Regions from separate parts of the Homo sapiens genome. Here region 2 is linked to region 1. Evidence: chromatin contacts called from ENCODE Hi-C or POLR2A ChIA-PET data. All regions are on one chromosome and are shown on one strand. Each heading gives the region's core, a stretch centred on a gene start or an enhancer-like site at or near the end of the contact. The rest is flanking DNA. Distances are from core to core; before and after follow the strand shown.

The links. Hi-C counts contacts between places; a loop is a spot of excess contacts on that map. ChIA-PET counts read pairs that join two places held with the same protein, here RNA polymerase II (POLR2A).
Region 2: a loop to region 1 is called in a map of CD4-positive, alpha-beta T cell, with 15 times the contacts of the local background. The contact joins the promoter of TPM4 here to the promoter of DCAF15 in region 1. A Hi-C loop is called at or near these places in 1 of 168 maps with a recorded cell type or tissue (CD4-positive, alpha-beta T cell). POLR2A ChIA-PET finds 5 or more read pairs at or near these places in 1 of 52 experiments (BJ).

The regions. Positions count from the first base shown.
Region 1 is chr19:13,948,078-13,955,868 of GRCh38, reverse strand. It overlaps DCAF15 (DDB1 and CUL4 associated factor 15), which reads right to left and starts at 3,360. Exons shown (of 13, transcript NM_138353.4): 1 at 3,225-3,360; 2 at 1,432-1,529; 3 at 1,208-1,343. The coding sequence starts at 3,356. It also overlaps a transcript of PODNL1 not described here. RefSeq lists a silencer at 3,138-3,277 and an enhancer at 3,938-3,987.
Region 2 is chr19:16,072,380-16,080,170 of GRCh38, reverse strand. It overlaps TPM4 (tropomyosin 4), which reads right to left and starts at 3,676. Exons shown (of 8, transcript NM_003290.3): 1 at 3,474-3,676. The coding sequence starts at 3,605. RefSeq lists enhancers at 787-1,016, 1,047-1,116, 2,605-3,334, 3,335-4,062, 4,063-4,792 and 2 more and a silencer at 3,117-4,026.

The DNA.
Region 1 (7,791 bases), core at 2,111-4,610:
GGAGGTCCCCCGAAGCTGTACGATGCAGTCCCTCATCAGGGCTGGGGCTGAGCGGGTAGGAGCACCCCAACAGCACCCGCCACACCCCTCCACCTTGCCTGAGGACAGCCGTGGAGGCTCCTTTCACCAGTCGGGGAGACCAGGCCAGGGTGGGATGCAGCCGATGGGAACAATGTCCCGGGGGAGACTGCGCCAGGCACTGGTTCCAAGCCCAGCCTACCCTGAAGCCCGTTCAGCTCTCTGAGTTCACATGTATGCTGAGGTAACAGCACACCTCCTGGGGGGGTTCCAGGAGTCAAGGGTCAAGGCTAAAGCCAGGGTGGCCTGGTCCTAATAAAGCTAACTGGCCTGAGCCAACATGTTCTACAGCTTCATAGGGTGTGTTGAACCAAATGGAATTGCTGCTATTTACCCATTTTGAACCATAAAAATGGTAATTTCTTTTTCTTTTTTGAGACAGAGTCTTGCTCTGTAGACTGGAGTGCAGTGGTTCGATCTCGGCTCACTGCAACCTCCACCTCGCAGGTTCTAAGCGATTCTCCTGCCTCAGCCTCCGGAATAGCTGGGATTACAGACATGTGCCACCATGCCCGGCTAATTTTGTATTTTTAGTAGAGATGGGGTTTCACCATGTTGGCCAGGCTGGTCTTGAACTCCTGACCTCAGGTGATCCACCCACCTCGGGCTCCCAAAGTGCTGGGATTACAGGCGTGAGCCACTGTGGCCAGCCTTCATTTGTTTTGTTTTGTTTTGTTTTGTTTTAGAGACAGGGTCTCACTCTGTTGCCCAGGCTGGAGTGCAATGGTGTGATCATGGCTCACTGCAGCCTCAAACTCTTGGGCTCAGGTGATCCTCCTGCCTCAGCCTCCAGAGGAGCTGACTACAGGCACACGCCAATATGCCCAGCTAATTTTTTTTTATTTTTAGTAGAGACAGGGTTTTGCCATGTTGCCCAGCCTGGTCTTGAACTACTCGGACCAAGTGATCCTCCCGCCTTGGCCTCCCAAAGTGCTGGGATTACAGGTGTGAGCTACCATGCCAGGCCCTGGTAATTTCATATGGTTGGATCTAACACATGGAATCTTGATGATGACCCCAGGAGTACATGATGATCATTTTACACCCAAGGAACCTGAGGCTCAGAGGTTGCTGTGACCTGCTGAACCACACCATCTGAAGGGCCAGCCTGGTGTTGAAGCCTCCCTACCAGCTTGAGCTTGCTGTGAACGTTGAACTCCCACCAGTACAGATGGTAGATGTAGAAGGAGAAGTCGTCATCCCCACTGCTGCTGGTGTAGGAGAGGACGTAGCGGCCGCATTTGGAAAAGCCCAGGAAGATATGTCTGTGGGGGTGGAGGGGGCACAGCGGCCAGGTCAGGGCGAGCCCACCACTCCCGCCCACCTGCCCCCTTTGCCTGGGCCCAGCCTCACCCTGCATAGAGGAAGTCCTCATCCACAATGTTCTTGAGGGACACGCACACCCGGGGAGGCAGCTTCCGGAAGAGGCGAGGGGAGAGCTGTCCGCTGATCTGGGGAAGGGGTGGCCAGGGCACTTCAGGCACCATCTGCAGCCCCCAGCCCCCTCACCCACGGCAGAGAGGCAGAGCGGCTCTCACCGGGTCCAGACCGGCCCAGCCCACCATAATGGTCAAAAGAAGGCCAAGCTCTGGAAGGTGGGAACAACTGAGGCAGATGGGGACAGTAAAGCCAGATGGACCGCGCTTGAGCCTTCATCTCCACCAGGGACCCAGGCCACCTTCCCAGTTCCATACCTCTTCAGCCTCAGGTCCCTCTTGACTGAGCCCAGCGTCACCGCCCCCAAGAAAGTTCCCCAATCACCCTGTCCCACGCTGGGCCACCTGCTTCCCTCCCTGAAGGCTGTCCCTAAGCTGTGGGTATTTATCCTACTAAGGAGGCTGGGACAGAGTCCTGACCTGCACCCATCTGTTCCCAACCCACCAGCCTTCAAACAAGGGGGCTCCTCCTCCCCGGGGCAGCTCTGGCCTCTGCTGGGGGCCAGTCGAGGCAGATAGAAGGGTGAGCCTAACCAATGACCCAACGCCCCCTTCCCAATTAACTACCGCCTTCCAACGGAATCCAAGGGAATCCCTCATCCCCAAAACTTCACCGCGGAAGGATCTGCGGGGACTGACAGGCAGAAGCCAGGCACAGGGATATCCGAACAGCCTCAGTCTTGCTACCCAACTCTGCCTTCAAGACATTCCAATCTGATGGGAAGAGTCCTGTCTGGGAAGCTCCCTGTCTGATGGGAGACAGCCCTGTCCACATGGAGGTCTCAGTCTGACGGAGGAAACAGCCTGGCCAGCCAGGCCCAGGCCGACAGGGGAGACACAGTCCCTGCCCAAGGAGCTTCCAAGCTAAGGGCGGAACCACAGCCAAGCCCAGGGAGCTCCCAGGCTAAGGGCGGAGACTGTCCCAGCCCAGGGAGCTCCCAGTCAAAAGGGGGAGACACAGCACTGCCCTTACAAAGCTACCAGCCTCACGGAGAAGGCGCAGTCCCTGTCCACAGAGACACAGCCTTGCCCCAGTTACTGCCCACCTGCAAGAGATCCACATTTCTGCCCTCCAGAGCTCCCAAACTGATGGGGGAGAGAGACATCATCCCCCAGCTCTGGGAGTTTCCAGTCTGATGGAGGAGACAGAGCCTGCTTCGGTAACTCTCACTCTGCGGGGGAAGACTCAGCCCTATCCAGGGAGCTCCCACACTTTCAATGGGGAGGCCCACCCAGGTACTGGAACTCCCAGCTCATGTGTGGTCGGGGCTTGGGCAGGGAGAGGAACATCAGGCGGAGGAAGCCCAAAGCCAGCGGCAGGGGCTCTGCAAAGGGGGCGGGAAGGTTCCATTATGGAGCAACCATGGGAGCAGAGCTTTGAAAAGCCTGGATCGCCCCCTTCCTCCTGATTCTCCCTGCGGCCTCTGGGGTCGCCTCCCTCCGAGCCCCCTCCCTGGGGCCCCGCCCCCAACCCCCTCCATCCCAGCCCCTTTGCCGGTCACCCGACACAACCACCTGCATCCAGGCCCCCAACTGAGCCCCCTCCATCCAAGCCATCTCCCCCGGGCCCCGCCCAGGCCCTGCATCCGAGCCCCCTCCCCTGGGGCCCCGCCCCCAACCCCTCACCCCGCGAACGCCCTCCTCCCTCCGCCTCCCTCGTCCCTACTCCCCACCCTCCGGCGCGCTCCCCACTCCGGCTCCAGGCCTCACCTTGACCCGCTCCAGCTGCTTGAGGACGTGCTCCCGCCGCCGCCCTGCTGCCCGCTTCCCTCCGGCTCCCCCGGGGCCGCCGCCGCCGCTCCCAGCCCCGCTGTTCCGCTCCGATTTCGAGCTGGGCGCCATTTTCACCCCCTCCCTCCACTTCCGGAGCAACCGGCCCCTTCGCCCCACCCCTGCCGCCTCCTCATTGGTCCTTTTTCGGGACAGCGGCCCGCCGGTTGGGCGAAAGCCCGCACTCGCGCTATGCCTGTCCATCAAAGCCATCTCGACTCTTGATTGGTAGCGACAGTAACAGCCCCCGCGGCCCGTTGCCGTATTCCCGCCCCGCCTTAAGGACGTACCACTCGGAGGTCCCGTTTGTTCGCCCTGCCCAGATAACTTTGATCTGATAGGTGAATATCTCTGTCTGTCTCAACGGCGTCACGCCCCCTGTGGCTGGCGGGTTTCCATGGAGACCACAGGCGGTCCAGGCCCTTGGGCGGGGCGACGGGAGCCTGTGGTCCACCAAGGCTCGAGAATCCTCAGCCCCGGGCTGCCCGCGCCCGGTCCAGGTGGGCAAAGGCCTGACGAGCATACTTGGGCGGCAGAGCCAGGCCGAGGAAAGAGATTTACAAAAAAGGAAAAAACGATGGGATTCGATGAAAGCTTGTTTCCGATGGGCGGGTTGGTGGGATGATGGTGGTGATAATGATAGCATCAATCATGGATCGCTCCACATGTGACAGACACGGTTCTGAGCTTAAACAGTTCGATGTGGCAGGGCCCTGTTGTGCCAATTATGCAGATCATAGCAATAAAAATAATTGTTGAAGGTCCGCTCCGTGCATCATATTCGTATACATTACCTCATTTATTTTATTTTTTTAGACAGAGTCTCACTTTGTCACCCAGGCTGGAGTGCAGTGGCGTGATCACGGTTCACTGCAGCCTCGACCCCGGGCTCAGATGATCCTCTCACCTCAGCCTCTCATGTAGCTAGGACTACAGGCGTGCGCCACCACGCCTGCCTAATTTTTTGTATTTTTAGTAGAGACGAGGTTTCACTATGTTGGCCAGGCTGGTTGCGAACTCCTGACCTCAGGTGATCCGCCCGCCTAGGCCTCCCAAAGTGCTGGAATTACGGGCATAAGCCACCGCGCCCGGCCTAATTTTTTGTATTTTTTGTAGGGACGGAGTTTCACCAAGTTGTCCAGGCTGGTCTCCAACACCTGGGCTCAAGTGATCCTCCCACCTCTGCTTCCCAAAGTGTTGGGAGGACAGGTGTGAGCCCCCACCCCTGGCCAGCCCATTTAATCCTCTGAACAATCTAGAAGATAGTTTTTTTTTATTGTCTTCATTAAAAAAATTTTTTTTGTAGAGATGGGGTCTCACTATGTTGCCCAGGCTGCTCGAAAACTCCTGACCTCAAGGGATCATCCCGTCTTGGCCTCCCAAAGTGCTGGGATTACAGGCATAAACCACTGTGCCCAGCTGATTTCAAGGGTTTTAGGAGTTATGTACTAGAAAACCTAAGACCAAAATATGGTTTTTTAAAAATATATCACAACACAATATCACAACATATCTTTTTTTTTTTTTTTTTTTTTGAGATGGAGTTTTGCTCTTGTTGCCCAGGCTGGAGTGCAATGGCACAATCTCAACTCACTGCACCCTTCACCTCCCGGGTTCAAGCAAACGATTCTCCTGCCTCAGCCTCCCAAGTAGCTGGGATTACAGGCATGTGCCACCATGCCCGGCTAATCTTTGTATTTTTAGTAGAGACAGGGTTTCACTATGTTGGCTAGGCTGGTCTCAAACTCCTGACCTCAAGTGATCCACCCACCTCACCCTCCCAAAGTGCTGAGATTACAGGCGTGAGCCACTGCGCCCGGCCATCACAATGTATCTTTAGCCAAAGGTTCCCCTGCTTCTTGCATACCCTACGTCCATGGAGAGCAAAGCTGTCTCCAAGACAGTGGGGACACCTGGCAGCTACTGCCTTAACCAAGTGATCAAAATCAACATCACCAGTGATAAGTCATACTGACATCACGGACCCCAGCTATGTGATAGGGAGGACATTTGTAACTGTCTGATATTATCCCCAAACCTAGAACCTCAATCTAACCATTAGACAACATCAGACATTTATCCCAGATTGAAGAAGGTTCTCAAAATACATGACCAGGCCAGGTGCGGTGGCTCATGCCTGTAAGCCCAGCACTTTGGGAAGCAGAGGAGGGAGGATCACTTGAACCCACGAGATCAAGACCAGCCTGGGCAACATGGCGAAACCCTCATCTCTACAAAACATCAAAGAAATTCACTGACTCTACTGGCACACGCCTATAGTTTCAGCCACTCGGGAGGCTGAGGCAGAAAGATTACTTGAGCCCAGGAGGTCAAGGCTGCAGGGAGCTATGATGGTGCCACTGCACTCCAGCCTGGGAGACAGAGCGAGACCTTGTCTCAAATAAAAAACAAAACAAGGCCAGGCATGGTGGATCACGACTGTAATCCCAGCACTTTGGGAGGCTGAGGTGGGCAGATCACAAGGTCATGAGACTGAGACCATCCTGGCTAACACAGTGAAACCCCGTCTCTACTAAAAATACAGAAAATTAGCCGGGCCTGTAATCTCAGGTGGCACACGCCTGTAGTCCAGCTTCTCGGGAGGCTGAGGCAGGAGAATCACTTGAACCTGGGAGGTGGAGGTTTCAGTGAGTCGAGATCACGCCACTGCACTGCAGCCTGGGTGACAGAGCAAGACTCTCAAAAAAAAAATAAATAAATAATTTAGCGGAGTGTGGTGGCGTGAACCTACAGTCCCAGCTACGTAAGAGGCTGAGGTGGGAGGATCACCCGAGCCCTGGAGGCTACAGTGAGCGGAGATTGAGCCACTGCGCTCCAGCCTGGGCGACAGAGTGAGATCCTGTCTCAAAACAAAACCCAAAACCCAAAACCCAAAAAACATTAGAGGAAATTGAGTGAAGGGAATAAAAGAACTCTCTGTACCTTCTTTGCAGATCTGAAAATGTCTAATTTCAGGCTGGGCACAGTGGCTCACACCTGTAATCCCAGCATTTTGGGAGGCTGAGACAGGAAGATGGCTTGAGAAGAATTTGACCAGCCTCGGCAACTGTTAAGACCTCGTCTCTACAATGAAAAAACATTTTTTTTTCATTAGTCTGGTGTGTGGTAGCACGTCTGTAGTCCTATGTACGTGGGAGGCTGAGTCGGGAGGATCCCTTGTGCCCAGGAGTTTGAAATTACAGTGAGCTGTGATGGCGTCACTACATTCCAGCCTGGGTGACAGAGCAAGACCCTGTCTTTAATAATAATAATAATAAAATTACAAATAACAAAAATAAAATAATGTTGTTTCAAAATTCAAAGGGGCCAGGCACGGTGGCTCACATCTGTAATCCCAACACTTGGGGAGGCCAAGGCGGGCGGATCACTTGAGGACAGGGGTTCAAGACAAGCCTGGTCAACATGGTGAAATGCTGTCTCTACTAAAAATACAAAAATTAGCTGGGCTTGATGGTGGGCTCCTATGATCCCAGCTACTCAGGAGGCTGAGGCATGAGAATCGCTTGAACCCGGGAGGCAGAGGTTTCAGTGACACAGAGCGTGACTCTGTGTCAATAAATAAACACATAAATAAACTCTAAGTTTTTAAAAGAGCATGGGGGAGGATTTTTTTTTTTTTTTCTGAGACAGAGTCTCACTCTGTCACCCAGGCTGGAGGACTGTGGCACCATCTTGGCTCACTGCAACCTCCTCCCAGGTTCAAGTGATTCTCCTGCCTCAGCCTCCCAAGTAGCTGGGACTACAGGCGCCTGCCACCATGCCTGGCTTTTTTTTTTTTTTTTTTTTTTTGTAGAGGCAGGGTTTCACCATGTTAGCCAGGACGGTCAGGATGGTCTTGATCTCCTGACCTCGTGATCCTCCCACCTTGGCTTCCCAAAGCGCTGGGATTACAGGCGTGAGCCACCACACCCGGCCAGGAGGATGTTATTATGACTGCTATGTGCAGAATGGTCTTGGGGGATGAGGATGGGGGCAGGAATAGTCTTGGGGGAGCCAGGAGGGTAGGTGATGCTGACTTAGATTAATCTACTAGCATTGAAAATGGAGAATACGGCCGGGCATGGTGGCTCACACCTGTAATCCCAGTACTTTGGGAGGCTGAGGCAGGTGGATCAGGAGGTCAGGAGATCGAGACCATCCTGGCTAAACATGGTGAAACCCCGTCTCTACTAAAAATACAAAAAAAAAAAAAAAAATTAGCCGGGCGTGGTGGCGGGCGCCTGTAGTCCCAGCTACTCAGGAGGCTGAGGCAGGAGAATGGCATGAACCTGGGAGGCAGAGAGCTTGCAGTGAGCCGAGATTGCGCCACTGCACTCCAACCTGGGCGACTGATCAAGACTCCGTCTCAAAAAAAAAAAAAGAAAAGAAAAGAAAAGAAAATGGAGAATATTGGCCGTGGTGGCTCACGCCTGTAATCTCAGTGCTTTGGAAGACCAAGGCAGGAGATGGCTTGAGTGGGAGGATTGCTTAAAGTCTCCCTTGATCC
Region 2 (7,791 bases), core at 2,427-4,926, 2.1 Mb before region 1:
GGCTACGAGGCAAGGCGAGTTTTCCAGCGATGCCTGCTCTTTGGAAGGAATATTGAGAACGGGTCAAACGGGCCTCAACCGAGAGGAAAAGGGAAGCCACGCTAGCTTTTTCCTATCAGAACAAATGAAGAATCCCTGAACTGGGGAAGGCTATCAAAATTATTAGGAAGGCCGGGCGCGGTGGCTCACATCCGTAATCCTAACACTTTGGGAGGCGGAGGTGGGTGGATCACATGAGGTCAGGAGTTCGAGACCAGCCTGGCCAACATGGTGAAACCGCATCTCTACTAAAAATACAAAAAAATCAGTTGGGTGTGGGGGCAGGCGCCTGTAATCCCAGCTACTTGGGAGGCTGAGGCAGGAGAATCGCTTGAACCCGGGAGGTGAAGGTTGCAATGAGCCGAGATCGCGCCACTGCACTCCAGCCTGGGTAACAGAGCAAGATTCCGTCTCAAAAAAAAAAAATTATTAGGAAACCACTCCCTCTCCTGCCCTGAGTTCATACTGGGGGAAAAAAAAATAGAATGAGGCTAACGTGGCCGAAAAACTACACAAATAGAGTCAGGAAGGTTTCTCAGCCTCAGATTCCTAGAAGCAGAAAGAGGGCACTCCCACAGGTGTTTCGTATTGCAGTGTCCTCTGAAACACCAAATGCAGAGAATTGTGAAAACCACTGATGAAACTGTCTTAAGAAACGTCACTGAGGCCTTCCCATGAATGGGTGCCTTTCATTCTTTTTAATTGCCTAGATCTTAACTCCTCCTACCACCTTCAGTAACTGGGCCAGGAACTGATGTTGCAAAAACACTCTGCAACCAACACCATTATCGAATTCCAGGACATTTTCATAACCCGCCAAAGACAAACAAACAAACAAAAAACTGTGTACCCATTAGCAGTCGAGGAATTGATTTTAAAGATCAAACAGAGGTGCTTGATTCATGAGTTGTCTTTTAAGAAGTGAGTAGCCCTTATGTGGGAAATTCTGAATCCTGGCAAACAACGCTTTTGGCAGATTTTCAGCTGTCTGGAGTTGGGAGATACACGCATATCTGTACATGCATACATATATATGTATTTTTGAAAAACTGCTAGTCACGGCCGAGTCATTTTGGGTTCCACCCCTTCCTGCAATCAAAGCCTTCCACACGCTACAAAGGATTTCCCTTATAAGGTAAAAGAGGCTTGCTAGATACATGTGGCAAAGGAACAGGAAGATGTCAGTTAATCACACAAAAATCTAAACGAAACCAGCTGTCGGGAAACAGGCCCAGAAGTCTACCACACGCCGGCTCCTGGCTTATTCTACAAGAGTGAAAGGTTTTTTTTTTTTTTTTTTTAACCCACCCCTGGTCTTAGTTCCTTTTGCCCTGGGAGAGGTTTTCCCTCTCCCAGACGGAAAGAAGCATCCTTTGCTTTTTCAAGAACTTTTCGAACTTTTTCAAGAAGTCTTCAACTCTCCAAAAACATCTTCTCTCCCAACTAGACGGTCTTGCTCCTAAATCTTGGCTCCAGGCTGAGGGCCATTTTGAAGCCGAGTTAATTGTCCTCCAGCGAGATGACTTGGGATGAGATCAGAGCAAGAGCTGTGTCGGTTAAGTGTGAGAAAGAGGCCAGACCGGCTACCGATTGAGGCTTACACCGGGTTTCTAAGGCCTCTTGGGCCAAAGCAGCCCTTACAGGATTAGAGGCTTCAACCAAGGCCCATGCTGCAGCCCCCATCTGGGCTCTTTCCAGTCCTGGCAATTCACACCACCAATTCCATCTGGCTGGGCATCTTTTGCCTCTCTAGGGTCCCCACCCTGAGCCTCAACACTGAACTTTCAGGGCTTTTGGGCTTCAACCTCTATCCGCACACCCCCCCACCCTCATCATACAACTTTCTTGCCTCTGAGTCTGTGCACACCCATGTCTCTGGTCCCAGCAAACTTATTTATTCTATAAGACCCAGCTCAACCTCCATTTTGGAGCCTCCCCTGTCATGCTCCCATAACTGCACAGAAAACCCGTGGAATGCAGACCTCGCTCCATCAGTGAGTCAGCTCCCCTGCCTCCATTTGTCTATGAGCTCTTCCCAGGGCAGAGAAAACACAATTGAGGCTGGGCGCCGTGGCTCACGCTTGTAATCCCAGAACTTTGGGAGGCCAAGGTGGGCAGATCACGAGGTCAGGAGTTCGAGACCAGCCTGGCCAGCATGGTGAGACACTGTCTCTACTAAAAATCCAAAATAAAAAAAAAAAAATTAGCTGGGCGTGGTGGCGGGCACCTGTAATCCCAGCTACTCGGGAGGCTGAAGCAGGAGAATCTCTTGAACTCGGGGGGTGGAGGTTGCAGCGAGCCGAGATCGCACCACTGCACTCCAGCCTGGGCGACAGAGTGAGACTGCCTCAAAAACAAAACAACAAAAAACAACAACACAATTGATTATTTACAAAGCGCCAGGCTCCACGCCTGAGATTTACTCCTGGGACCCTCCCTGCTACTCTGGGGGGTCGGGATTCTTATCAGTCCTACTCGCAGATGGGAAAAAAGCTCCTAGAGAGCAAATACCAAGTCATGAAGCCTGTGGGTGGCATGATATGGGACCAGAATCCAAATCTGTCCCCAGACCCTGGCGGTGCCACCATCTGTCCCGAGGGACAGCCAGGAGGATGATGCAGAGAGGATGGTGAAACTCCCTCCTTTTTCAGACCCATTGTTTATCTCGGGCCCTGCGACTCGCGGCGGAGGCGCACAGCAGGCGCTCAAACGATCGTGGGTTCAGGGCCCCGCGCCAGCGTTCCCGGGGCCTTCTGGAGAGAGGCAGGGTCCCGCCGCCCCGGTTCCCGCAGGAATCAGCTGGAGAAAGGCGGGCGGCTTGGGGCTGAACTTCCTCCACCCCCCATCCCCCCCGCCGCCTGGAGCAGACACGTCGCCGCCGCGCCCCTGGGAACGGTCAGGGAAGCAAGCAGAAGCCGGGAAGCCGCGAAAGAGGCGAGAAAGTGCGACCCCCTCCCCAGATCCCCGGTCCCCCGTCGAAATCCCTGTCGGCCGGTCAAACCCTAGACAATGGAAGCTCCACGTTTTCATCCTCATTCTCCCCCACAAGTCCGGTCGCGGGTTCCCCTCGGCCCGGGACCCCGGCGCCAGCCCCGGAGTCGGAGCCTGCACGATACGCCCCCTCCCGCCGCTCCACTTCTCCACCCGGAGATCGCTCACCCCCTCCGCCCCATCCCCCCATTTCCCGCTTGGCCGGCCCCGCCCGACCCGGAGGCGGCGCCCCCTCCCCTGTCCCAGGCCCAGGAAGGAGGACGGCGGAGGAAGTAGGGGGTCCTGGCTGCGGGCGCAGGGATGTGGGTCGGCGATCGGCGTCCGAGGGCGTAAAAAGGCGGCCCGAGGACTGCGCGCGGGCGGGCAGCGCGGGAAGCCGGGAAGAAAGGAGGGCGCGCGGGGGAGGAGGCTGCGGGTGCGGGGCCCGAGGCCGGGGCGCTCACTTTCTCGCGCCGCTCGCGCTCGCCGTCCAGCTCCCGCTGCAGGCCCTGCGCGCGGTCTTCCGCCTCGTCCGCCTGCTGCTGCAGGGCCTGGATCTTGCGTTTCACCGCCTCCAGGGAGTTGAGGCCGGCCATGGCGCGGAGGCGCAGAGGCGCACGGGCAGCGGCGGACGCTCGGCTGGGCTCGGCTCCGGCGAGAGCTGCACAGCCGCGCCCCGGCCCCCCAAGCCTTTGCCTGCGCGGGGGCCGCCCCCGCCTCTCCCCGCCCCCCGGGCCGGCTGCCGTCGGGGCGATGAGGTCACCCGGCCGGACCGCCGACGTCAGCACCGCTGGGGGAGGGCCTGACGTCGGCACCGCTGGCCACAGCTGCTGGAAAGTGCCCCTTTTCGGGACTTATTTGGAGAAAGCGCTGGGAGGCGCCGCCTTCTCCTCCTCCTCTTCCTCCTCCCCCTGCGGCTCTCCCCGCCTTCCCGGCCCCGGGGCTCCGGCCTGGCCCCGCCGCGGGCTCCCGCATCCCTGCACACGTACGTCGGAGGCCTTCTTCTCCGTGAGCTCCAGCTTCTCCTGCGCGTCCTTCAGGTCCTCGGAATATTTATCCAGCTCGTCCTCTGTCCCTTTTAGTTTCTTCTGGAGGTGCGTCAGCTCCTCCTCCACCTGGGGACGACAGAGCGAGGAACGGGTCAGCCTGGGGGGGGGGTCACGTCCCCGAGGTGCAGGGGCGGTCCCCCCCAATATTCACAAGAGTCCTCCGTCTCTCTCTGGGCATCAGTTTCCTTATCTGTAGAACAGGGGTTGCGATAGCATGCACCACGCCATCCATGCTACCTGATAGTGGGATTTTCACATCTTTCCCTCGTCCTGAGGACCAGCTGTTTTGGGCTTATTGGGGTCCCCAGTACTCTAGGGAGATCAATGGCAGCTTTTGGGAAACTGAAGACTCCAAATGTTTTCCAGAAATACACACATTCCAGTTTCAGAGGTGCAGCCTCACCATGATCTGGAGTTAAGCAATCTCATTCTCTGCGCGTGGATCCCTCCGCCCATCCCTGTCCCCAGCCTTTCTCCCTCTGGTTCTGACCCCAACACGGGGTCAGAGAAACTTTCTAACAAATACGCCTGCCCTCTTTCTGCCTAGAACCTGCTATGGCTCCCTATGGCCCAAGGCAGTGGTTCTTAGACTGTCTTACCAAAATACTCTGAAGGGCTGAAGGGCTCAGACCTAGTCCCTCATTTCTGGGCTTTGGGGAGCTTGGCTAGAAGAGACTCGCCCCTACAGGATCACTTTCTTTGAAGGCTCGGGTTAAATCTTTAAAATTTTTGCATATAGGCCATGTTCATTTTAATAAAAATGTCCCCTACTTTCCCTAAATTTTCAGTCCTCTGTTTATCCCAAGAGTCCTATCCTCCCATCACTCCTAGTTTGAGAAGCTCAGGCCTATGGATTACAAACCACAGACCCCATCACCTCTCTTTGTCACCCCCCACCACACCGGTCTAGAGTTGGCTCAAGAAGACTTTTCTGTCACCTCCAGGCTGAAACTCCCTCCCTGGGCCCCCAACTCTGGATTAGGGTGATCATATCCAGCTCATGCCTGGATCTGACTTTTTTTTTTGAGAGTCTCGCTCTGTCACCAAGGCTGGAGTGCAGTGGCACGATCTCAGCTCACTGCAACCTCCGCCTCCTGGGTTCAAGTGATTCTCCTGCCTCAACCTCCCCGGTAGCTGGTACTACAGGTGCACACCACCACGACTGACTAATTTTTGTATTTTCAGTAGAGACAGGGTTTTGCAATATTGGCCAGGCAGGTCTCAAACTCCTGACCTCAAGTGATCTGCCCGCCTCGGCCTCCCAAATTGCTGGGATTGCAGGCGTGAGTCGCCACACCTGGCTTGGATCTGACTTTTGCCTTAGATGGTTTGACACTGATCTTGTTCCTGCTCCCAGGGTGGGCAGACAGCCCCCACTGAGCCCAGCTTCATTCTCCTGCTTCCTCCCCACAGCAGGAGGCTCAGAGAGGTGGGATGACTTTCCCCAGGTCACACAGCACAGGGTTTGAGCCCAGGTCTTCTGGAATATAAGCCTATAATGAACTGAATGCTTGCTTTTGCCCCCTCTCCAATTCATGTGTTGAAGCCCTCATCTCCATGTGATGGTAATTGGTGATGGGGCCTTTGGAAGATGATGAGGTTTGGGTGAGGTCATGAGGGTTGACCCACCATGATGGGATTAAGGCCCTTATGAGAAGAGGCCAGAACTTGGTTATCCTCTTCCAATGTGAGGACACAGCAAGAAGGTGGCTGTCTGCAAGCTAGCTAGAGAGCGCTCACCAGACATTTAATCTGCCAGCATCTTGATCTTGGACATCTAGCCTCCAGACTGTAAACAATAAATGTCTATTACTGAAGCTACCCAGTCTATGGTGTTTTGTTATAACTGCCTGAGCTGACAAAGACAAAGCCCTTGGCCCTGTTCCTCACACTAGGCCAGCTTCCCTTCCTCCCTCTCTGACTTGCTTCTCTTCTTTTTTTTCTTGAAGAGGGTATGTTAAAAAAGCTGCTGTGCCCGTGGCTTCTAGACTGAGCTCTGAATCCTGTCTGGGCTACGTGCTCACCCCTGAGTGGATGTGCAAAATGTACCAGGTGCCCCATATGTGTGTGTGTGTGTATGTTTTTTTTTTGCCTTTTTTTTTTTTAACCTGATCTTGCTGTGTGTGTGTGTGCATTATTTTTTTTTTTTGCGTTTTTTTTTTTTTTTTTTTTTTACATGGTCTTCCTGTGTCTCCCAGGCTGGAGTGCAGTGGTGTGATCATAGCTTACTGCAGCCTTGACCTCCTCGGCTCAAGCGATCCTCCCGCCTCAGCCTCCTGAGTAGCTGGAAAGTGTGAACTCCAGGCTTCCCATCTTGCGGCCTGCTGGGTGTCAGCTGGAGGATGGGGTGGAGGCTGGCAGCTGGAGGTTCAGCTGATGTCACTGAGGTGACCTGCAAGGGTCTCTAGCTGAGATGTGACAGAGAGCAGGGAGGGCTATCCTGTCTGAAGTCCTCAGGAGCATCCCAAGCTATGGGGAGATGACAGGGCCCAATCCAGGGTGGCCAGCTGATCAGGGCAGGGTCAGAGTCTATAGGGCCTGACCTTGACCTCCGGGTGGGGAGCCTGGAAGCCTGACTCCAAATCCAAGCTCTGCGACCCCCGTCCCCTTTTCTGGCCTCAGATTCTCCATCTGCAGAACAGAAACCTTGACATGCTGGTCTCTGAGCATTCCGGCAGCTGCTTTTGAACTTCTGCCTTGACTGAGAAAATGAGCCAGTTTCCTTAAAGACGTTTCATAGGTCAACCCTGACCTACAGCATCCACCTGACTTCCTTCCAGATCTGTGGATCACAGCATTTATTGGGTGCCAACTGTGTGCCCAACACAGGACTCTCCTAACATGTAGGAAGAGTGAGAGCAAATCTGACAGCATGGACTCATCAGGGTATGAAGATGGTTTGGGTGTTTTGTTTTGTTTTTGTTTTTGTTTTTTTGAGATAGGATCTCGCTGTGTTATCCAGGCTGGTCTCGAACTCCTGGGCTCAAGGGATCCTCCCACTTCAGCCTCCCGAGTAGCTGGGACAACAGGCATGAGCCACCCCACCTGGCTGGTTTGGGGTTTTTTTGTTTGGTTTGGGGTTTTGACTACTTTTTTGGGGGAAATGTTTGGGCAAGAACATGTGAGGACAGGGATAAGGCCGACAGGGGGCTATCTGGCATTTAGAATGTGTTGGGCGTGTTACAATTTGTTTTGATATATTTTTTGAGACAGAGTCTTGCTCTGTTGCCTAGGCTGGAGTGTAGTGGCTGGATCTCAGCTCACTGCAACTTCCACCTCCCTGGCTCAAGTGCTTCTCCTGCCTCAACCTCCCTAGTAGCTGGGATTACAGGCTCATGCCACCAAGCCCAGTTAATTTTTGTATTTTTTGTAGAGACAGGGTTTTGCCAGGCTGGTCTCGAACTCCTGACCTCAGGTGATCCCCCACCTCAGCCTCCTGAAGTGCTGGGATTACAGGTGTGAGCCACTATGCCTGGCCAGGGCGTGTTACAAATATTGTCTCAGGGAAGCCCCATACTACAGAAGGGCAAACTGAGTCTCTGAAAGGGGAAGGGACTTGCCTGATGCCACACAGATGGGGGATTTGAATCTTTGTTAGTCTGATTCCAAAGCTGGTTTGCTTGACTTCTAGACCATGCTGGACCCACTGCTAAGAATGACTTTCTACTTTTCACTGGGAGGGCATCTACCGTCCCTCCATGCTCAGTCCCAAGGCTCCCCAACCCTGGTGGCC